Regions from separate parts of the Mus musculus genome. Here all the other regions are linked to region 1. The links are chromatin loops, found by intact Hi-C in ENCODE. Cell type or tissue: heart. All regions are shown on one strand.

Region 1 (8,000 bases):
CTGGTCTACAGGGTGAGTTCCAGGACAGCCAGGACTACCCAGAAAAACACTGTCTTGAGGGGAAAAAAAAAAGAATTAAAAATTTCAGGGCAAAGTGGTACAAGTCTTTCACTCTAGGTTTTGTTTTGTTTTACTTTAAAAAAAAAAAGATTTATTTATTTATTATATGTAAGTACACTGTAGCTGACTTCAGACACACCAGAAGAGGGCAGCAGACCTCATTACGGGTGGTTGTGAGCCACCATGTGGTTGCTGGGATTTGAACTCAGGACCTTCAGAAGAGCAGTCAGCACTCTTAACCACTGAGCCATCTCGCCAGCCCTTTGTTTTACTTTTTTTTGTTTGTTTGTTTAAACATGTTTATTACAACAGATACAATTCACATCTGACTAGCTTTATTTCTCCTTTCCCCTCCCACAACCATGTTCATTGGGCCACTTCCTTGTATTTGAGCAGTTAATGTACTTTCAGCACACTTGCCCAGCAGTACTTCTTAAAGTCCATTCTTAGATGAAAATGGATTTCAATAAGTTATACAAACATGGGTTATGCTTGCTCACTGTGACTTCCAGCTACTGTACATAGGAATGACAAGGTTATAGAAAAGTGCCACAGCAACAGTGCCCCAAGAAAGGAAAGGGGGCACCTTAAAAAAAATGGATAAAATCAGGCCAAGGAACTTCAGAGGGAATGGAACATACAGGAAATGAAAACATATCTTTGCAAAACAAATGGAGCAGCACTGCTCTTGATCAGGTGCAAGTGCTGGTCAGTTGTCTCATGATATTTGTACACTGCTCATAAGGTTCAAAATCGTAACCTCAGACACAGATCACCTGGCACTTGCACTGGATTTTTGAAAATTCGAGATTTCTAAATGATAAATTAAACCCTCCCCCCCAAATTTTTTCTTTTTCTTTTTTTAAAAAAAGGTAATTTTGCAGACAGGTTTCCATGTAAAAGGCTAGGTATTCAGCCACCTCAGCACTGATTAGTTTCAGATGTCTAAGCTCTGTTACATTTTGGCTTCCCATGGCTTCACTCTACAAAACATATTTACAACATGAAGATACATCTACAAGAAAGCTACATTTCAAGGGTTTTACAAATCAATCTTGTATATTTCCCCTGAATTGACTCTCACAGACCCCGTCCCCTTGTCATTTCATTTGCCCAGCTTAACGGTCCATAGTCTACTTAAATGCAGCTCAAAATGTTATGACTGGGCAATAGATTTACAGTTCCTCTATGAGATCATGTGCAATTATTCACATCTTCAAACCATGAAGGAATTCTGATTTTTTTTTTTTTTTTTAGCTTTTCGAGTTCCTTAACTTGTTGTCTCAAAAATAGTATCCTCTGCTCTCGCAAAGTTGCTTGAATTTCACATACTCGAACTAATGATCTCAAATTTTCTAACTCAGTACATATTTCTGACATATGTACACTTCCCATATTATGGGCTTCTTTACGCAATCTTGATGCCTGCTTCTCTGCATGGTCTGCGGGCCACCCTTGAACATGCTTTATGAGATTATCATTGACGTGCACCACTAGAGTAGAGTTAATGAGCACGCAGATCTAGCAGATGCATTCTGTGGTACAGCAGTTGCAGCTGATGCATTACTACTGCAAGTATGATTTGGACCAGGTGATGGACTTCTCCGGCTACTTAAGCGCTGAAGACTTCGTGGAGAAACAGGATCATGGCTCTGCTGCTTGTCAGCAGTTACAGGCTGCTGTGTAGCCGAATGTGACACTGGTCCTTGCTTAACTACTGGAGTACTAACCTTTGGCTGGGATGAAACAGGTGGAGTACTCATCAAAGGTTTCATAGGGACCGTATTAGTTTGAGGTGTGCTTATTCTTGGAGACACATAGGATCTTGGGGATGAAGCATCAGACGTCAGAGACATTGGAGACTGATTAGATGGCTGGGCTTGTGTAGAAAGCTGGGCAGCTTGAGAAATCAGCGAGGTGATGTTGAAAGCAGATGGTCCAGCAGTAAGAAACTTGTGGATGATAGACTGCAAGGAAGCTTGTGTTACAGCTGCTGTAAGAATTCCACTGGTGAAACCACGAGTGGCTGTTGCTTGCATCACCTCTCTTCTGTAACCCCTGTCTTTTGGGAAACTATTAACTGCCAATTTATTTGCTTCTTTTTGTCTCTGTTCTCTTTCAAGCCACTCTTTTGGTTTCTCCCACTGTGAAACTTCTGTGCAACAACTGTAGTAGTAATTTTTTCCAGATGAGCTAATGTGCTCAGACCAATCATCTGCAGAATCATAAAGTGCATCTGAAGTTTTGCTTGGATTATTGCTTGGATTAGAAGAATGTGAATTTGAACTATGTGGTTGTGTGAGTTTTCTTGTGGAGAGTAACTGGTCCCACCGCCCCTTTCTCTAACTCTCTGAGTGTGCACGTTTTTGGCCTTGTTGTGACCTGTGCTGTCACTGTATTTGTTTTCAGGACTATTAGATCTCCGCAACATTTTGTTTGGTGGTGAAGGATCTGCGGCGTCTCGCATCTTTTCATGTCTGTGATCACCACTACTGGGGTGACTCTTTGAAGAATACTTAAGTGCCTGTAAAACATCACCCCCCTGGAAAGGCTGAAAGTCCCCTCTCCGGTCGTGACAGCCATCACTGAGTCTCTGCTGTTTCCTCGCATACATTACCATCAATACCCGGCTGTGTGTGTGTGTCGGGGAGGGGGAGAGCGGCCGCGAGGCAGGCGCGCGGGCGGCGGGCAGCCCGGGCACCAGGTCTCAGCGCACCCTCGGCGGCTCGACTACCGCTTAGGGTCGGCTAGGGCAGAGGTGCCAACTACGGGGCGGCAGCGCGAGCCGTGGGGAGGGGGTGAGAGGTCGTGTTCCGGTCCCCGCGGAGAGCGAACGCCTCCAGCACCTTCCCTCCTCCTGCTCCGCCGCCGCCGGGTCCTTCTCGCCGCCTCCTGCCGCTGCTACAGCCGCCGCCGCTCCACCAACTACATCCTTGTTTTACTTTTTAAGACAAGATTTTTCTATGTAGCTTTCTCTGTCCTGGAACTTGCTTTGCAAACCAGACTGGCTTCGAACTCAGATATCCACATGTTTTTGCATCTCCAGTGCCACCATCACCTGGCTGGCCGCGTGTTCTTTACTTGGACATTAGGAGGCATGGCTAATGTACTGGGATTAAAGGCTTGCACCACCACATCCTGGATCCTGCTGGAGTGGGTTTTAAATGCAGAATTAAAGTTCCATTTGAGTCCTTACTAAAACCTATCAAAATCCAGAATTTTCTTTGTCCTTTATCACACTTTCCATTCCCTAACTAGAGCAGCATCCCCCACCTTCCCTCGAACGTGAAATCCCCAGGTTCGGAAACCTAACAAGTTGGAGGGTGCCGGCAGAGGGGAAATTGGAAGCGGAAAATCAGCCTTCGACAATGAGAGCTACTCCCTCTGGTGGTCAATATGAAAAGCTGCAGCCAGAAGAGCTTAAGACTGGGTTGGTGATGGCTCAGAAGCCTGAGCTGAGGGGTTGAGGCTGGATGCAGGCTGACGAACTGGTTCCGCGCTGCTAGCTTTGGCTGGAGATGAGCAGTCTGTTTTTCTCTCCGCACTGTCAGGATGGAGGATCCTGAGCTTCTGCCCTGAGTGTCAGGTACTGTGAGAATGAGACCTTACCTCATCTTCAAAGCAAACTCAGAGGCGTAAACCATTTCAGCTTACCGAAGTAACAACACCTCCCTTTCGGCCTTTTGTTGTAATGGGATCGTTGTGAACCCACGTAGGCCCTGGCATTTTCTCTTTTCCTCACACAGGTGCCCTTTCTCCAGATATGTATGACGACTCCAAGTTCACTGTTCTTCACGTTGCATTTCTTTCTTTCTTTCTTTTTGTTTGTTTGTTTGTTTGTTTGTTTGTTTTTTCGAGACAGGGTTTCTCTGTGTAGTCCTGGCTGTCCCGGAACTCACTTTGTAGGTTGGCCTCGAACTCAGAAATCTGCCTGCCTCTGCCTCCCGAGTGCTGGGATTAAAGGCGTGCACCACCATGCCCGGCTCACGTTGCATTTTTAAAAAAGATTTATTTATTTCATGTACGTGGGTATACTGTCACTGTCTTCAGACACAGGAGAAGGCAGCTTCGGATCTCATTACCGATGGTTGTGAGCCACCATGTGGTTGCTGGGAATTGAACTCAGGAGCTCAAGCAGTCAGGTCTCTTACCCACTGAGCCATCTCTCCAGCCCCCAAGGTCTCTGTTGTGGTCGACAGCGGCATTTCAGCCAGTGTGGCCAATAGGAACGCCACACTCTCTCCACAGGAATCTCTAACGCAGGGACCTCCGCCCACCTCCCACTGGGAGGTGTGTTCTCTGAATGAGGAAAGGTGAAGCTGAGGCTTTCTGTCCCCACTTCAAGCTCTCTGAGAGCTGAAGGAAGTCCCTTCAGCCGAGGGTCCTTTTCTGCAGGCAGGACTGTGAATTTGGCAGGCTGGCCCGTGCAGCAGTGTCCACACTCCCGTGTGGGGTGCTGTTATCTCAGTAAGACTCTGTGGTGAACTAAGTTTAAAGTTGAAGTGCACAGCATGGTAGGGGTTCTGAGACGTCTATCTGGAAAGAGACTGAGGTGTGGCTGGCGCGCCTTTAGTCCTTGCACTTGGGAGGCAGAGGCAAAGGCGGAGGCAGGTGGATTTCTGAGTTCGAGGCCAGCATGGTCTACAGAGTGAGTTCCAGGACAGCCAGGGCTACACAGAGAAACCCTGTCTCGAAAAACAAAAACAAAAACAGAGAGAGAGAGAGAGAGAGAGAGAGGCACTGCTCGACTGTGTGTGCCCAAGCACTGCAGCTAGAGGAAACGCTAGAGACTGGCTGTTGGGTCTCAGGTTGAACGTGGTTCTTCCTCTCCTGGAAATGATGTAAATTCTGGGCATATATGGAAGGACGAACATCCCGACCCTCACCCAAGGGGCCCTCACCCAAGGGGTTAAGCCATATATTCTTGTTTGTTTGTTTGTTTGTTTGTTTTTCGAGACAGAGACAGGGTTTCTCTGCGTAGCCCTGGCTGTCCTGGAACTCACTTTGTAGACCAGGCTGGCCTCGAACTCAGAAATCTGCCTGCGGTTAATCCATATCTTAACCCCCTGAACCGTAAACAATGCTTTATATGTGGCAAGAGGAATGTGGCAAGCATGACTAAAGGGAAGAGTCTGAAATCACCTCATGTGACCCTACAGTTGGCTGTATGATGTCATCACAGAGATCCTTGTAAGATGGCAGTGGAGGGCCAAGGGCACAACAGAAGACAGCTACATGGTGATGGAAGAGAGGCGCTTGGTAAGATGCTCTTTGAACCACAAGGAAGGGACCACATGGGGAACAGAACAAGGCAAGATGATAGGCTCTCTCACAGAGCATCCCGCAGATCCCCCCTTGCTGACACACTTTTAAGCTGGGTGTGACACTGTCTTTTCGTTGCTATGACAGAATACCCAAACAAAAGAAACTTCACCATGGAAGGATTTATGCTGACTCAGGCTTAGGGGTACAGTCCACCAAGGGGGAGGGGGAGGCAAGGGGTGGGAACATCAGGCAGCTGGCCACATTATGCCCACAGTCCGGAAATAGAGCCATACACACAGGCTTCTGCTCAGCGACCTTTCTCCTTTGAAAGCAGCCTGCAGCCTCAGCACCACCTATGTTCTGAGTGAGGCTTCCTTCTCAGTGAAACCTCTGGCCAAGTTTCACAGACACAACCAGAGGTGTCTTTCCTAATTGAGTCTAAATCCAGTCAGGTTCACAGTCAAGACTACCTACCTATCATGACACCGACTTTCCAACTTGTGGCCTCCATAAGTATCGACTTCTGTTGTTCGAGGTAGCCTTGTAGCAGCCCAGGATTACAGCCCTCCTCAGGCCCCACTAGGGCTCAGTTCCCCAGTATTTTTCTCTTCTATTCCCACAGCAACACCCTCGGCTGGCAGCCAGATCTCCTCATACCAACAGATTTGTTTGGTTTTGTTTGTTTTGTTTTGTTTTGTTTTTTTGGGACAGTGTCTCACTATGTGGCCCTGGCTGGCCTGGAACCCACTATATAGATTGAGCTGGCTTTGAACTCACAGAGATACATCTTTTGCTGCTTTCCGAGTGCTGAGATTAAAGGTGTGCATCACCATGCCTACATGGCTGTCCTATCCCATCCTTGAGAATCAAACACCACTTCCTTCTGGAGCCTGCTGCGGCCAGCCATTGGTGGGAGGGGAAAGGCATGACTCTTAAAGTGGGGAGCTCCTTCTATCTCCATGGACCTGTCCCCCTGCCAGGCGACAGGAAACTCTGCAGAGGTTTGGCTGGTGGAATAAGTGAGTGATATGTACAGTGAGTGATATGTACAGTGAGTGATATGTACAGTGAGTGATATGTACAGTGAGTGATATGTACAGTGGTGTGGGGATGTGCTCTCTAGGCCTCCAGGGGAAGGAAATCTGTGCTCTGCTGGACCTGGTGCCCTCCTGAGCCTGGGGCTCATCTTTAATACAAAAGGTCACTTTGAGTCTTGGGCAGGTTTCCTCAGACACTTCACAAACCCTCCAAGCCTTCAATGCCCCCAAACTGACACTTTTTCTTTTGTACTCCCTGGCTCTGGGTGGTCCCACCACTCACCTGCCCCTGCCCCCAACACAGGACTCGGGAGCAGGGCACCCAAAGTCTTCCTCCTTCCTTACCTCATATTCCATTCTTTCTTAGGGTGTGTACTCGTTCATACCTGTGCCTATGTGTGCACCTTTGTGGAGGCCGAAGGTTGTCTCTGTCTCACCAGCACTGGAGTGACAGATGTACACTGCTGGCTGGGCCTGGCTTTGTATGTGAGGTCAGGGATCTGAACTCAGGGAATCGTGCTTGCTCAGCAAACATTCAACTCACCTGGGCATCTCCTCAGCCCCCTGCTTCCAGTCCTTTAGAAAGCACAGCTACTTCTACCAGGTATCGCTCTCTTCCTCTTTCAGCCACATCCCACACTGCCATCTGCCTGATCACTTCTTTACTGGCCTCATCCATGCTGTCCTTGACTCCGGGTCCCATCCATTTCCTCCTTCACAGAGCAGAATCACTGGAATTTCTAGAACCTATTTCTAACCATGTTCCTCTCTTGCTCAGGCAGAGAAAGGCCCAGACAGGATTCCCTCCTGTATGCAGCCCATGGGGCCCCTCATCTTTGGACATCATCCGCGTTTCTTAAGAGACCACAGTGACTGATGGCAATGGCCCCAGTGTCACCTGCCAGCTCAGTTGTGACACTCAGTTCCATTTCCCTCTGTAGCCACTGCCGTGACCTGAAGAGACACTGCTCTGCCAGGCCAGGAGAGTTCTCGTAAGGCCTTCTGGGACCTGAGATTTACCCTTATCATGGTGAGCATTATAAATGGCTCCTGCATTAAACACTATTTACTGCCGTAAACATTTTAAAAGGATTTTTATTATCTCCAGTTTGGGAAAGAGCACATTACTCATTCTCTTTCCGAGACTCGAACTTGTATTGATAATAACCGAGATGAGGCTGTCCTGGATTCCCCTCGACTAGCTGGCATAACACCGCTCTTGTAGAGGTCGGAGAGATGGCTCAAAGGTTCCCAGCACTTGCTGTTCTTGCAGAAGACTTAGGTTCAGTGTCCAGCACCCATGAGGTGGCCTCACAGCTTCTGTAACTCCAATTCCAGGGTCTAGTGTTTCCTTCTGGCCTCTGAGGACACTAGGCCCTCAGATGGTACACACACACACATGAAGGCACTCATATATGCATGAAATAAAAATAAGTACATCTTTTAAAAATAATTCATTTATTTTTATTTTATGTGCACTGGTGATTTGCATGTATGTTTTGCATACATACGTGTATGTTTGTGTGAAGGTCTTGGGTCCCTGGGAACCAGAGTTACAGACAGTTGTGAACTGCTATATGGTTACTGGGAATTGAACTGGATCCTCTGGAAGAGCAGCCAGTGCTCTTATCTGCTGAA
Region 2 (8,000 bases), 200 kb after region 1:
CCTCCTCCACCCACCCACCGCTGTCTCATTCCACCACAGACAGGGGCTTTTATGAATGAGGGAGGAGCCCAGACCAGGAAGGATTCTAGGGCTCCAGAGAAGACTGAAGCAGGGAACCCCAGCTTAGTCTTACTTAGTTTGGGGTTTCCGGTGCCGGTTGGCACAGATCTCTGTCCCTGAAGGTACCTCAATGCTCATTACAGCTGTGCCCCACACTTCCCATGGAACATACTAGAAGCTGGGCTGGGGATATAGTTCAGTTGGTAGTGTCTGCCTCGCACAGTCAAGACCCTGGGTTCAGTCCCCAGCCTAGCGTAAGCTGAGCATGCTGGTGCCCATCTGTAATCCTAGCACTAGGGAGGCAGCAGAGGGATCAGGAGTTCAAGCTACATGAGACCTGATGTCAAGAGAAAAGCAGCCAAATGTAGGAGACCTAGGCTGCCAGTCCGACAGACGACATTGTGAGCCAAGTACCCCCTAGTGTGAGCCCAGCCCCCTCTCACTGCACAGTTCACAGGCTACTGCCCTGGTAGAGGCCTGATGCCAGAGAGGCCCTTGTTTTCCACTTTGTCCTCATCTTGTCTTCATCTTCCCTTCTCTTTCTCCACGTCTCTTTCCCTGGGATCTGCCTGCCTTTCCTGCCTCTGCCTCTGGTTGGCCTCTTACTGTCCATACAGCCTTCAGCTCATCCCTGGCTCTCTCCTTCCCTCCTCTTCTTGCACTATGTTCTTCCTCCTCTTCTTCCTCCTCCTCCTTATCTTTTTTTGTTTGTTTGTTTGTTTTTTTGTTTTTGTTTTTGCTTTTGTTTTGTTTTATTTTGAGACAGGATTTCTCTATATAACCCTGGCTGTCCTGGAACTCACTCTATAGACCAGGCTGGCCTTGAACTCACAGAGATCCACCAGCCTCTGCCTCCCAAGTGCTAGGATTAAAAGCACTGCACTGCACTGCCCCTGCCCAGCCTGTGGGCACGTCTGCTTTCTTTCTCCTCCTCCTTTCCCAGACAGAGGTCCCCTCATTCTTGCCCTGACCCTCTGTCTGGTACTTTCCTCTCCAGATGGGGCTGGTGGTCATCCTGGCCTCCACGGTGGTGGCCATGTCTGCAGTGGCCCAGCTCTGGGAGGATGAGTGGGAGGTGCTGCTGATTTCCCTGCAGGTGAGTGAGGCGGGCTAGGGACAGGGACACTGCCACCCCAGGACCCTTGCAACCCTTTATCACTCCTGTTTCTCCAAGGCGCAGAGAGGAACAGGGAGGGGTCTGCACAGCAGGCTTCCCAGCATCCTCAGTGGGCAGATGGAGACAGGATTGCCTGTCTTGTAGGTAGAGACGGTCAGCAGCATGCTGGTGACCTGAGGGTCTGGACCTGCCTTTGAGTCCCTGGTCCCTCCTGCCTCTCTTCACACCCAGGGCACGGCACCATTCCTGCATATAGGGGCCCTGGTGGCCATCACTGCACTCTCCTGGATCGTCGCTGGACAGTTTGCCCGTGCAGAGCGGTCCTGTGAGTACCCCTTAGAGAGGGCCCACCCATCCTGACCTCCATGAATACAAATGCCAGCTTAGACTGTCCAGGGACTCTACCTGGGTGGTCTGGGAATGAGGTGGGGCCCTTGTGCTCAGCATCAGGGGCTGGCTCCAGGCTAGTCATAGATGCTACCAAAGAATGCTCTGGGTGGAAAAAAAAAAAAAAAGAATGCTCTGGGTGTCCATGTCTTCCTGTACATGTGTGCCTAAGTGTGGGGTTCACTTCCTGTCAGAGCAAAGGCCACTCCACAGAACACCACGTTCTGACTCCAGTCTGGCTGGCTAGGCATGGTTGGGCCTGGTGAGAGATGCACAGTGGCTCATGGGACGTTCCTACTGCCCGTGTCTGCAGCCTCTCAGCTCACCATTCTTTGTACCTTCTTCGCCGTGGTCTTCACCTTCTACCTGATCCCTCTCACCATCTCCTCTCCCTGCATCATGGAGAAAAAAGACCTGGGCCCCAAACCTGCCCTCATCGGCCACCGAGGGGCTCCCATGGTAAGCACCCCAGAGGGTGGACCGGGGCAACAGCTGTTGCAGGAGAGGAGCATGTGGGAAATAAATGTCATGTCTGTGGTAGCAGATGTATCGCCAGCATAGAAGGACTTCCTGGTTTTGGTTTGATCTGCTTGAGACAAGCTGGGGTTTAAACTACCGCCAGCCTTCCTGCCTCTGCCTCCTGAGTGCTGGGGTTACAGGCATATGCCAGCACGCCCAAAACATAAGGACTTAAAAGCAAACAACAGGCTGGGGAGATGGCTCTGCAGGGGAAAGCACTTGCTGTAAAAGCCCGGCACACTGAGTTTAATCCCTGCCACCCACATAAAGATAAAGGAGAGGATGTTCTTCGTGTGCACTGAAGCATGTGTGCACATGCTCTCTCTCTCTCTCTCTCTCTCTCTCTCTCTCTCCCTCTCTCTCTTTCTCTCTCTCTCACACACACACACATGTATATACATACATAATGATAATGACTATAACACCACACTGACAATGTTTAAAAGTATTTATTTTCACTTTTATGTGTATGGTTGCTTTGCCTGACACCGTGGAAGCCAGAAAGGGGTGTTGGATCCCCTGAGACTGGATGGAATTACAGACAGTTGTGAGCTGCCATGTGGGCACTGGGAATCAAACCCAGGTCTTCTGAAAGAGCAGCCAGAACCATCTCTCCAGCCCCCAAATTAACAATTATTTAACATGACCTAATATCATAGTTATTTTTCCTTTGTCTCCAAAAATATCTTTCTGTAGTGCAGACTTTTAAAATCATGATCCAAATGACATCATGCAGCCCATCTGCTTGACACATGTCCCCCGAGTGCCTTTTCATCTGTGACAGCCCCTCCCCCAGTCTCCTTTGTGCTATTTATCTGTTGATGAAGCTGTCTCTAGACAGCCTCCCAAGCTGTGCATTTGGCTGCTCCATCCTGCGGTGGTGACTTGCTCATTATATCTGTTGTCCCATTTCTGAGATAGGGTCTCGGTGTGCAGCCCAGAATAGCCTGGAACTCACAAACCACCTGAATCCCCATCCTGAGTGTTAAGGTTACAGGTGTGTGCCCCGTGCCTGGGTGTGGCGTTCATTTTATGCTTGTTTGGTTTTTACCCTGACACAGGATAATTAGTGATGCATATTTGCAAGTCACGGTGTGGTTCTCAATTGTACAATGCATTATCCTCACACCGCAGTGATCCACCTGTCACATCACACCCTGTTTCATTGTGTTAGGAGCGTCCAGAATCCTCTCCTTTGCCTGTTTGAAAAGACACAGGGAGTTAGCATTTACCACTGCCACCCTATTGCAGTAGAATGCTAGAACCCATTCACATGGCCCATCATTTCCACCTGGTGACCGGCCTCCCCTCCCCCTCCTACCTTCTATTGATCATTATTCTGCTCTTTACTTCTGTAAGGTCAACTTTAAAACAACAACAAACAAACAAAAAACCCTCAAAACACCTTTTTTTTTTACAAAAAAATGTGGCATTGTGATGCCTCAGGACACGTGTGGAGATTCAGCCAACAATTTGCAGGTGACGGTTCCCTCCTACCAAGCAGTCCTGGGAATTAAACTCAGGTTGTCAGGTTTAGCAACAAGAATCTATACCTACTAAGCCATTTTGCAGACACTTTAGTGCTGTTTTTTGGGGGGCGGGGGGGGGTGTGGAGGCACGGATAGCCAGTGCTCTCTCCATGTCACTGTGAATGACTGTGTCCAGCCAGAGTCACCACGAGTGTGTTCCTGTGAAGGCTTCACAAATGATTGCCAGCCTTTTGAGTTGCCAGGTCTAAATCCAATCTCTGGTTTGGTGCTGACCTCTAGTGGTAGGAAGAGGTATGGCAATTTACTCTGCACAGGACCAAAGGAGACTCACTGCCCAGCTAGATACCCACAGAGAACAGTGATTCCCATATCCCCAAAGGTCTGAAGAGAGGGTGGGTCCTTAGGAGGGAGGATTCACCCAGGGTTGCAAGGCAGGGTCATGTAGCTCAATGGCTGGAGTCAACCTTCTGGGTGATGATCTGCCCTAGGGTTGCAAACTTATTGTTAGGTGTCAAGCATGAATTTGAGTCCATGTGCCAGTGTAGCGATGGAGAGATTATTATTATTGCTGTATAGATGAAGAAACTCATCACACCACAGCAACCCCATCCTCTCTCCTTCCCCCTCCAGAATCTCCCCCCAGACTGGGCTTTGAGATTAAGCCAGAAGGGACCAAGCACTCAGTCTCTGCCCAAAGCTACTGTAGGCCCACAGGCCTGTGGGGAAGGCCATTTGCTTCTAGAGTCTTGTTCAGTGCCTGTAATACAGCAAGGACAATGTGATCAGAGTGATTATTTGCTAACTCTGTTATTATGGCTGTGTCAGGCATTCATATTCATACGAGTCCATACCCAGCACACTGCCTGTCCCTTCCCCCCAAACCTCCATGAGGTATACATATTATAACAAATGAAAACATGGAACCTTGAAGCAGCTGTGTGGGTGCCCGGGTTCCCATAGCAACTCCACAAAGGAGCCAGAATGAGAGGCAGACCTAGCAGGGGGCACCTCCCACTGGCTGGGGAAGGGTCACCAACTGGACCCTAGCTCTGCCGTCACCAGTCCTTCCTCTCCAGCTGGCTCCAGAACACACAGTGATGTCCTTCCGGAAGGCGCTGGAGCAGAGGCTGTATGGGCTGCAAGCTGACATCACCATCAGGTTAGTATGGCAGAGAAGGGTGGTGGCCATTCTTCACCCCACCCCCACCTCTGCATCTGGGTCTCCTCATAAAAACCTCCTGCCCCTGGTGATAGGAGGGGGGATGAAGACTTGGATGATCACAACAAGCCAGGCATCCTTTTAGAGGTTTGTGCTAGACTCCAGAATAGAAAGAACAGACTACTGTCCAGTCAGGGTTTAGGTGTGGGGACACAGACCTGTTGGGAAAAAAATGACACCTGTGAGTCTCACGCCTTTCATCCCAGCACTCTGGAGACAGAGGCAGGCAGATCTCTGTGAGTTTGAGGCCAGCCTTGTCTACAAACCGAGTTCCAGGACAGCCAAGGCTACACAGAGAAACCCCATCTCAAAACAAACAAACAAACAAACAAACAAACAAACAAACAAACAAACAAACAGATCATATGGAAGTGATGTGAACATTTCCATCTCTAGATGCAGCATTTGTGTTAACACGAATGTCAACCAACGGGGAAACCCATCCCAACCTCAGGGGTAACTCAAAGGATACCCCTGAGGCGGAGAGAAGGCAGGGCCACCAATTACTGCCCCACGGGGTGTACAATATACAGCTACACCACATATGTGAGGTTACCACTCCTGGTGTAGACCACATAGATTATACGCCCCACGCCTCTCCATAGGAGTGGATAAAATTTCTTGAGGAACAGGGAGCGAGGGAGCCCTTTATTATTATTCTACACTAAGGAACTCTGTGAGCTGTGGCCAGTCCTGGTGGGTTATGAGGATGCGGGAAGTATGTGGACGTTGTCTAAGGGACCTGTGCAGGCACTGCTATCAATATGACATTTCAAGGACTTGGTTTGAGGCCAGGTTCCACCATTTAGTAGCCATGGACCTTGAGCTAAACGCTTCCTGCTTAGCCTCCGTTTTCCCCATTATCAAGCGAGGCAGTACTTCCCTTCTATCGTTGCTAAGTGCACAGACCCACTTTCCCCAGCCCTCCCCTCCCCAGCTGTCTTCCCCACTTGACCTTCGTAGAGAGCCAAGGACTTGTCCCTTGAACCCTTTGAGGTCCTCACTGGCCTAGGGGGGGATCTGCAGCTGAGATGGACACAGAACAGCTATGTCGTTTGAGGGCGGGGAGTAGGGAGGGTGGTGATGGGAACAGATGATATCTCTGAGTGGGCGGTGACAGTGATCCTCTCCTGCAGCCTGGATGGTGTGCCCTTTCTCATGCATGACACTACCCTGAGGCGGACCACCAATGTGGAGCACCTGTTCCCGGAGCTTGCCCGCAGGCCTGCTGCCATGCTCAACTGGACTGTCCTGCAGAGGCTCAATGCCGGCCAGTGGTTCCTCAAGGTTTGCCTGTACCTGGGCCTGCCTTAGGCATGGGAGACATGGAAGGCTCCTAAAGAAGGAGGCAGGTGGCCTTCAGCTCAGATGCTCCTGACCAGGCTAGCCAGTGACCCCCCCCTCTGGTCCCTTGCATCTGGACCCCATAGCTGTCACTGCTTGTGTGGGGTCTCTGTTGATTGGCTTTCCCTCTCATGGATGCTGATCTTTAGTAGACTTGCTGAAGCTGCAGATGCAGGGCTGGGGATGTAGCTCCGTTGGCAGAGTGCTCACCTAGCGTGTACCAAGCCCTGGATCCTTCCCTAGCACCACAGAACCCTGATGGGGTAGGGCAATCCCAGCAATAGAGATGAGGGTAAAGCGGAACAGGAGCTCAAGGTCATCTTTGACTACAGAGTGGACTCACGGTCACGCTGGACAGGCTCTAAGCAAAGGATTCACTTGGAAAGCGAGGGTGGGGGAGATAGGGCGGGGAACATAGAGGCAAATGTCAGGCACTCCTAAGACCCCTACTGGGCCACAGTCAATTGCTCAACATATCCACAGCCACTGGCAGCCCCGGGTCTCCATGCCCCATGGCCAGGAAGGAAGGCGTTTGAAAGCTCCAAAGACCTAATGATAGCATGCATGTCCCTGTTTCTACCAGACCGACCCCTTCTGGACGGCCAGCTCCCTGTCACCCTCCGACCACAGGGAGGTTCAGAACCAGTCCATCTGCAGCCTGGCAGAGCTGCTGGAGCTGGCCAAGGGCAATGCCTCGCTGCTGCTCAACCTTCGGGACCCGCCCCGTGATCACCCCTACCGTGGCAGCTTCCTCAACGTCACACTGGAGGCCGTGCTGCGTTCAGGCTTCCCCCAGCACCAGGTGGAGCCCAGTGGGTGACCCCTGCTTAGCCCCCTGCATCAAGACCTGTTCCCTTCTCCAGACTTCAGTTTCCCTGTTGGCGAAACAGGGCTGTGTGCACCTTATTTTCCTGACTGGCCCATTGTGGGGACAACAGATCCTTTGAATCTCTCAGAGGAGGGTGGTGGCCCACATTCTCTGGTTACTTGAGTGGAACCTGGCCCAAATCACTGTGGTGTGACCGTTTGGGAACCTGATACCACTCTGACAACACAGTTTCTCTAGATGCTCTTGACTGTGGTCAGAGGAGGGGAGGGTGGGCTTGTCCATCTTGTCTTGACCAGGCAAGCTGCCCAAATTGTTCACTGTGGGCTCTACTGCTTCGGACAGGCCCCACTTTGACCCTTGAAGGGTCTAGGAAGTCTCAGACCCTCTCCCCGAATCTGGAGGTGAGAGGTCTGACCAGCCTGACCACCCTGTCTCCTGCCGGCAGGTCATGTGGCTATTTAACAGGCAGAGGCCTTTGGTACGGAAGATGGCTCCTGGCTTCCAGCAAACATCTGGATCCAAAGAAGCCATCGCTAACTTACGGAAAGGTCACATCCAGAAGCTGAACCTCCGCTACACTCAGGTGTCCCACCAGGAGCTCAGGTGCCTGCCCTGTGCCACCCAAGGTGGCCCTGGAGGAGTGAGGGACTGTGTATCCCCCCAGTTCAACCCTCCACTTAGCACATGTGGGCACAGTGCAGAATACACAGGGAGCCTTGGCACACAGGGTTTGGGAGTGAGATGGGAACCACTGAGCAGTGCTGGTGCCCCTGGACACAAACACTTTCCTCCTGGGGTGGCTGAGAAAGTGTCTGGCTATCAGAGGGGTGCTTCTCCAGCTCCCCACAGCAAAGCAGCTAAAGACCTCTGTCCCCTGCCCAGGGACTATGCATCGTGGAACCTGAGTGTGAACCTGTACACTGTCAATGCACCGTGGCTCTTCTCCCTGCTGTGGTGTGCTGGGGTCCCCTCCGTCACTTCCGACAACTCCCATACCCTTTCTCGGGTGCCTTCTCCACTCTGGATCATGGTGAG
Region 3 (8,000 bases), 140 kb before region 1:
AATGAAAAGCTACCAAGTTATATCAAACAAATATTATAAACGTAAAGTTTCAGGCCAGTCACAGGGCCTCGTGCCTATAATTCTAGTACTTACTGGAGTAAGTACTAAGGCTTAGGCAAGAAGATTATTCAAGGCCAACCTGAGTTACATTATAAGATTTTATCTCTAGAACTGGTGAGATGGCTCAGCAGTTAAGAGCACTGACTGCTCTTCCAAAGGTCCTGAGTTCAAATCCCAGCAACCACATGGTGGCTCACAACCATCCATAACGAAATCTGATGCCCTCTTCTGGAGAGTCTGAAGACAGCTACAGTGTACTTACATATAATAAATAAATAAATAAACGTGTTTTTAAAAAAAAATTTATCTCTAATTACTTAAAGTCTGAAATCCTTGCATTAGGTTTGCTTATTCTTAAACTTGGCATTAGCTAGCATGTTCTCCCACTGTTCTAACGTGAGATCATCAAAACGGCCAATCAATACTAGGAAAGGTGTCCAGTCAGAACAGTCTATGAGGACGTACAAACTGACGTCACAATGATACCACAGTCCCACCACAATGACTGCAATAGACACTGAGTTTGGGCTAGGATCTGGAACAACTCCAGAGCCTCACACTGTCTAAGGGACAGAGCTGGTACAGAAACCTCTGCAATCTTTTGACAAATGTCTTCTACAGCTGAGCAGAAAAGCCCATTACTGACGCTCTGCATGGGCACACACACACTCACAGACACAGACATAGTAACATAGACACACACTCACACAGATACACACTCACAAACACAATACACTAACACAAACACACACACATATGGAAATGCATTCTTCTGTTCGTTGAAGATGTTCTCTAGAATCAGTGAATCACTACATGCACCAACAGTCTCACAAGTATGCTGAACAAAACAGCATTTGCCACTTGAGGGTCAAGCTAGGCAGAGGTACTCTGCTGTGGGAACCAGGGAAGGGGGAGCTTGCTGGTCTCTTTGGGAAGTGTTAGTGACTGGAAGGCGACACAGGAGAAAATAATTGTGTTCCATTCCTCTTCTGTTTGTTTGTATGTTTGCATGTTTGACACAGGACTTTTCTATGTAGTTCTGGCTGTTGCAGAACTCACGATACAGATCACACTGTCCTGGAACAGAGCTTCGCCTGCTTCTGCTTCCCATTTGTTGGTATTAGAGGTGTCCACTACCACACCCTGCACTACGTCCTTTATTCGTTGTTTATTTCTGTTTTTCAAGGCATGGTCTCACTGTGTTTCACAGTACCAGCTGATTGCTGCAACTCCCACGCTGGCCATGACGTGGAGATTTACCTGCATCTGCCTCCCAAGTGCCAGAATTTAAAGTGGTGCACCACCATGCCTGGCATAAAGGAGTGAAATGGGGCTTCGTTGGTTGGTTGGTTGGTTGGTTGGTTTTTTTTTTTTTTTTTTTTTGAAATTTTTAAATGGGGGGCAGGAAGTGACATCTTGACTACCTTGATCTCAGTCAAAAGCCTGAAAGGCGAGCACTGGCTCACACTGCCTGAAAGGCGGCCACTTAACTCCCTATGAGATCACAACAAATACGGGCTCTAGAACCTAAAACAGCATCAGTCCAGATCCTGAACCACCCATGTGACAAAGTGTTAAGAAAAAGCATGAAGTAACCACTCTCCTCCAAAGTGAAGATGCCTCGGAGGATCCATGCTACAGGGTCAGGGGGGTGGGGTACGGAATATCCTCCAGTGTACCAGTCTCTGCTGAGACCTGCCCTTGGAGGAACCAGGGCTTATTTCATAAGAAGACAGCTGGCCTGGGCTCCCTTATAGGCTGCTACGCTAACACAGCAGTGTTCTGACAATCTTCTCCCCACAGACTTTTCTCTGTGAGCTTACAAAACAGTCGCCAGTACACAAGGGAGAATTCTCAAGTTGGTACATGCAGACACAGCCTACCATCTATTCATAGCTACTGCCCAATATTTTTTTGTTAAGATTTATTTTATTTATATGAGTACACTGTGGCTGACTTCAGACACACCAGAAGAGGGCATCAATCCCATTACAGATGGTTGGGAGACACCATGTGGTTGCTGGGATTTGAACTCAGGACCTCTGGAAGAGCAGTCAGTGTCTTAACCACTGAGCCACCTCTCCAGCCCCCATGCCCAATATTTTTTTTAAGATTTATTTATTTATTATATTTAAGTACACTGTAGCTGTCTTCAGACACTCCAGAAGAGAGTGTCAGATCTTGTTACATATGGTTTGTGAGCCACCATGTGGTTGCTGGGATTTGAACTCAGGACCTTTGAAAGAGCAGTCAGTGCTCTTAACCACTGAGCCATCTCTCCAGCCCCCATGCCCAACATTTTTGATCCATATGATTTTTTAAATTTCTCTTTCACCTACACATACCAACTCAATTTTGAGGTGAAAGAGACTGTTCAAATAGTAACGTCAGGTGACCCAGTCTACATCCACTGACTACTAGGACTGCTATAGTCTTAAAAGTTCACTGCCTACAAATTGCCAACCAGAGGACATAAGATCACTACCTCTTATCAGGAGTTTTAAAAAGCCTTTATCAGCTGGGGGTTGGTGGTGCATGGCTTTAATCCTAACACTAGACGCAGTGCTCCTCTGAGTCTCCATAGTGTGTTCCAGGACAGCTAGGACTACACTGAAAAACCCCATCCCAAAGAAAATTAAAAATTGTTTATTACCAGCATTTGTTTCTCTAAACTGTTTAATAGCAACTACATAGTCACAAGAAACACAACTAAAAATGTATAAAAGCTGTACCAATTTTTAAAAAGCATATTCAGAGTATCTCTTTACAATTCATGCTGGCTTTTTTAATTAGTAGAAGCCCAGCAAACTCCCTCCCTGCCCTTCCTCAGCTCAGCTCAGGCCTCCTGACCCAGCTGAGGGATGACTTACTGCCAGCAACCTTCCCTGACTGCTCCCCCAACCCCGAAGTAAATCAGAGTCCTACAGTCTTCGCGGCATCTTCTACCTGAGCTAGCTCAGCCTAGCTCCCAACTGTGGAGCCAGAGGAAGCTGGAAGATTGATGGTGATGCAGTTATTTACCCCAGGGTCACAGTTTTGGCATGAGCAACACAGAGACAGCTCAAATGTTAATTTATTCAGCCGCAGTTCCACAGAGGCACTGGAGAGAGACTGGAGCACCCCACAGGCAGTCAGTAACTCACAAAGACCTACTGATCCTGCCCATCTTCCCATCTCTGCTGAAAAACAACTCCAGTCATGATGCCAGTGATGGCTCTGCTAAGTTGTATCTCGTGTTTTCTCTAAACATGTCTGCTCTGGGCTTTGTTTATGCAATAGTAAGGCTCACTGACCTCTAGGTCAAACAGCTGAAGGAAGTGTGTGTGCGGTTAGAGCCTCAGAACTTCAGTTTTATTTGTTACAAGCTGTGTGCAGCCCACATCAAGTTCCTGGCCTGTTCCCTCACTTTGAAACAAGAATACACCCTACCTTGAAGCATTGTCTTCCGTGGGAAATAATGTACAGAACTCACCTAACCTGGTCACAATCACACCTCTTCACTAAAGAGACTCGTGTAGAGAATCTCCACACACCGACCCGCTCTGGGTATCAAATCAACTTTGGGGGCTCTGGCTAGCCACTCCCACTATTACTTTTCAATCATTTTAGTCACTCTAATGGCCTGTCAATCATAGTACGGATACAGTCTCTAAAAAAAAAACAATAACAACAGAAATAATAATAACTTGGGGGAAGGTATGTCTAGCTGAAGTCAGAGGCAAACAAAGCGGAATTATCCCCATTAACTGTTATTAACTAAAGGAATGTGGAAAAGAACTGTGACTCTGGCATACAACCTGCAGACACACTTCCGTCCCCCTCCCTCCCTATCCGTATCCTTCCCACCCATCTCCATTTTGATTTGGTTTCTTTTGGGAGGGAGGGATGAGGAAAGAGGAAAGGAGGGGGGAAAGAAAGGGAGAAGGAGAGAGGAAGACAGAGAGGTGTGGGGGAGAAATCACTAAAGTTCTCAAGTATTTAACCACCAGGTGGCAGTCTTCTGGAAGCCCTGTGCCTACAAGCACACCCTTAAAAAGCTGTAACTGCTATCAAGTCTTTTCAGTTAACCATACCTTTGGCACTAGATATTCTAACTTTACAATATCTGCCTCGATTGCAAAAGCAAAAAAGTCCTGTATATGATTTGCATCAACATCTAAATTTTTTTTAAAATTTTTTTTATTTATTTTATTTACATGAGTACACTGCATCTGTCTTCAGACACACACTAGAAGAGGGCATTGGATCCCATTACAGATGGTTGTGAGCCACCATGTGGCTGCTAGGAATTGAACTCAGGACCTCGAAAAGAGCAGTCAGTGCTCTTAACCACTGAGCCATCTCTCCAGCTCCCTAAATTTTTAAAAACATCAAGTGTTCATAATAATATAATCAGAATTCTCCCAGCAATGCAGTGAGTAGAAATGAAATAGCAATGGTGTGGAACCAGCCAGAAGCCCTGGCTGATCGGGTGTGTATCCACAGGACTGAAGACTACAGGCTGCAGAGAAAAGCATGCATGCGCCAGCAGACACCCAGGGCAGTATTTACAGCAGCAGGATGCACGCTGGCTCGAACCAGAAGTCAAACATGCTCACCAACAGGGGAAAAAATGATCACCTATTATATTCACTCAGTAGAATACACACAAACAAATCAAACACAGCACACAGGGCCAGCTGATCCTGACAACCAAGCCAACACACAGGTGGGCGCCAGTCACCAGGGGCTTACTGCATTACTTCATTCACACAAAACTCAGAATCAGGGAAACTGCCCAGCAGCACCGTTGTGCATCCTCACACATACACACAATTCCACAACGACCCTTTCCAGATGGAGAGACGTGGGATGCTCGGTAGCTCGTTGTTTTGGTTTTGGTTTCTTGGTGCCAGGGTCTCACTGTGTAGCTGAGGCTCACAACCCTCCTGGCTATTTCCTCCCAAACCCTAGTATTACAGGTATGTACCCATGCCCAGCTAGACACGGCCAGCTAACTGAGCAAGGCTGTTATCACCCAGAAATTAGTCCTGTATACAGAGGCCTGTACAAACTACTTTTATGAATTTTACCCAAATAAATACAGAATCAAAAATCATTAAATTTTTTATAAATGAAAATGATGCAAAATTAAAGTTTACAACAATTTAAAAAATCAGAAACAACTGAACATTAACAGATCTGTGCATGAACCACACATAACCAAAGAACCAGACCTCAACGCAAACCACTCACATCTTAAGAATCAGGGATATACGCGGTGTCACATGTACCTGTTGGGAAACAAACTTACCAAGGAATTCTTAATCACTTCACTCCTATAAAATTCTGGAAAAGAAGAAAAACAACAGTAAGTGACAGGAAAGACAAGCAGCTCGTTAACTAAGCACTGTAAGGCTCTGGCGCTCTAGGAAGGCGTCTAAACTGATCCAGCGCCTGCCATCTTTACCAATGAGAATAGAAAACCAAAATTAAGTAAAAGTCTCTTAAGGAGGAAAAACATCAGTGAAGCACATCACAAATTGTTCAGATTTAGTCTCGGAATTGTTACCTGTCTCCTTCTGCAGCACATTCTAATTTAAGCCCTTAAAAATCCAAATGTTCTCCTTTTCCCATTTCTACTCACTCCTTTCTTTTCATGTGAACACAATGAGGGGGGGGCGGGGGGGTCCTTCAGGGGGCTGAGATGAGGTCAGGATTCTTTCCCTATTCTCTTTAAGGCAGGATATCTCAATCAAGCCAAAACCTCCTCTACACAGCTCGTGTGGCCAGCCAGCTGGCTCTGGGGATCCATCTCTGCCTTCTGGGGCTAGATTACAGGTGGGCTGCCACAGTCCCCCTGCATCCAGGTGGGTCCTGGGAATTTAAACTCCAGTTTTCATCTGTCCAGCAAGTACTTTAACCTCTGACTCCCAAATCCCCCATTTCCAGTATCTATGACTGATTCTCTCTGTTCTTCAGGCACCTCTAGAACATTCCCTCATAGGAGTGTAGAATGAATACCAATTTAGAAACCATGTGACCCAAGCTTTATTTGTGCTTGTGCTAACATTCTACCTCTTCAACTTTGTCAGGCCCTTTCTCAACTTGGAAAATTTGGATAGCTGAAGTTCTTCTGCAAGCATTAAAATTTCATGATTCCAGGGCTGGAGAGATGACTAAGAGCACTGACTGCTCTTCCAGAGGCCCTGAGTTCAATTCCCAGCACCCACACGGTGGCTCACAACCATCTGATTCCCTCTTCTGGTGTGTGTAAAGACAGAGCACTCATATACATTAAATAAATAAATAAATATTTTTAAAATGTTCATGATTCCATAAACCTTCATATATAGCATCAAATGTTACAAAACCAAAAAATAAATAAAATAAAATAAAACTATGCTATAGGTCCTGATAGACATTCCCGACAACCCTCCAGTGCTCTGCAGCCACCCACCCAGATTATCTCCATGCCACTGTCAATGCAGACCCTAGGGACTCCTGGAGTCCCCTGTTGCTACAGGACAGTGTTTCTCACATGTGATCCACACACTACTGGTACTTGAGATGAACTGAGGCACGATACATGGACAAAGGCCATGATTGCAATGTGTGCCTAGACACTCCATTTGTTACTGTGGGCCCAAACCCTATAACTACCGTGTCCTCATCTCTCAGAACTGTCCCTGGCACAAGGACAGACACTCAGCCAATTCTGTTTTTATGAATGAACAATGACATGCCCAGGGAGTGCACTGATGTCCACCCTTGCAGGGAAGCTCTCCCTCCCAGCAGCTCTGGTGTTAAGGCATTTCCTTGTGGACAGGCTGCCTGTGCTACTTCACCCTCATCTTCCACACAAAAGGGCACTTACTGTATGTTTTGAGAACATCTCACAACACATTAAATGCAGGAACAGGTTCTGCCAGAGGATTTACAGCAGGGTCCAATTTTTCTAATTAAGCCAGCAATGTTTATCTTAGGTTACAGCTCTAGGCTACTTACATGCACTAGCTGAATGGTGGTTTGATTTTTTTTTTTTTTTAATCATGAATAACTGTGGTAAGTTATCTCCGGTGATTAAATGAGCCAATTCCATCCTTAAAGGCAGGTGTATTGGGAAGCAGCTCTCTGGTGGGTTCACTGGGCCCAAAGAACAAGGCCAGGGAGACAGAGGGAAGGGGGAAGAGAAAGAGAGAAAGAGTGTGTGCACTGCAGGGACAGAGACCAAATGTCTGATTTACAAAGGAAAGCTTCTGGGGGAGGGGAAGCCTGGCCCCACAGGGGGCGGGGCGTGCCAGCCACGCCCTGTAAAGAGCAGGGACGGGGGATGCGGGATTTATATATTTTGGTATATAAAATGTGTCCCAGGTATAAATCCCTAGAGTATGGAATAAGAAAATTCTATACTTTTAAAAGGGAATATCCTGACGTTGCTATGGATTTTAGCATCTTTCAGATAGTGCTAGAAATAAACAGTCTTTCAAAGATATATAACCTAAACGGTGTGGCTTAGAGAAGTACCATTAGAAACAAAACTGCGAGACCCACTAGCAAATGGGTTCCACGCTAGCTATGACAGACAAGTCTCTGACTAAACTGTGCGATCCCTCCACTTAAGGAAGACTCATTTCCCAGGCTCCCTACAACTCTAACTCCCAAACATTCATCAAACACTGCAGCCACTTACCACAGGATCCCGAGTATATCCGTCATACATGCTTGCATGCATGTATACTTTCATGCATACACACACACATACATACATACATACAAACAAACAAAACAAGATTTTAAAGGAGTCTCCCTGTGCCTTCATTTGTCTGGTTCTGTTATTATTGGGATTTGTTCTTACTGACACTGTCTGTGGTCTTGGACCAAACCCAGGGCCTCACACATACAATGTCAATGCTCCCCCAGTCCACCTTTAGTCCTAGCCCTGAGGCTTTTTTTAAACA

What was found. Peaks named below come from ENCODE experiments on the same cell type or tissue, not always from the same donor. Only the 100,000 strongest peaks of a DNase experiment are listed, where the experiment ranks them.
Region 2: a loop joins it to region 1, with 4 times the contacts of the local background. A loop is called at or near these places in 2 of 42 quality-filtered maps.
Region 3: a loop joins it to region 1, with 4 times the contacts of the local background. A loop is called at or near these places in 9 of 42 quality-filtered maps.

Annotation. Positions count from the first base shown.
Region 1 is chr7:99,246,294-99,254,293 of GRCm38, forward strand. Gm34062 (a long non-coding RNA gene) reads left to right here and starts at 5,219. Exons shown (of 4, transcript XR_378360.2): 1 at 5,219-5,319; 2 at 6,730-6,966; 3 at 7,141-7,392. It also overlaps the pseudogene Gm18943. In heart, a CTCF peak has its summit at 3,447 (motif pointing left); a DNase peak (open chromatin) is centred at 3,129; H3K4me3 peaks cover 1,085 bases; H3K27ac peaks cover 465 bases; H3K27me3 peaks cover 2,405 bases.
Region 2 is chr7:99,447,065-99,455,064 of GRCm38, forward strand. Gdpd5 (glycerophosphodiester phosphodiesterase domain containing 5) reads left to right here. Exons shown (of 18, transcript NM_201352.3): 8 at 1,058-1,156; 9 at 1,409-1,502; 10 at 1,878-2,023; 11 at 4,650-4,732; 12 at 5,929-6,079; 13 at 6,720-6,938; 14 at 7,411-7,568; 15 at 7,848-7,995. Among named protein-coding and RNA genes, the nearest start is that of Klhl35, 15 kb to the right of the region's middle. In heart, a CTCF peak has its summit at 3,863 (motif pointing left); a DNase peak (open chromatin) is centred at 3,798; H3K27ac peaks cover 489 bases.
Region 3 is chr7:99,103,710-99,111,709 of GRCm38, forward strand. It overlaps Uvrag (UV radiation resistance associated gene), which reads right to left. Exons shown (of 15, transcript NM_178635.3): 3 at 5,354-5,388. Among named protein-coding and RNA genes, the nearest start is that of Uvrag, 33 kb to the right of the region's middle. In heart, a CTCF peak has its summit at 4,049 (motif pointing right); no DNase peak of the experiment used is centred here.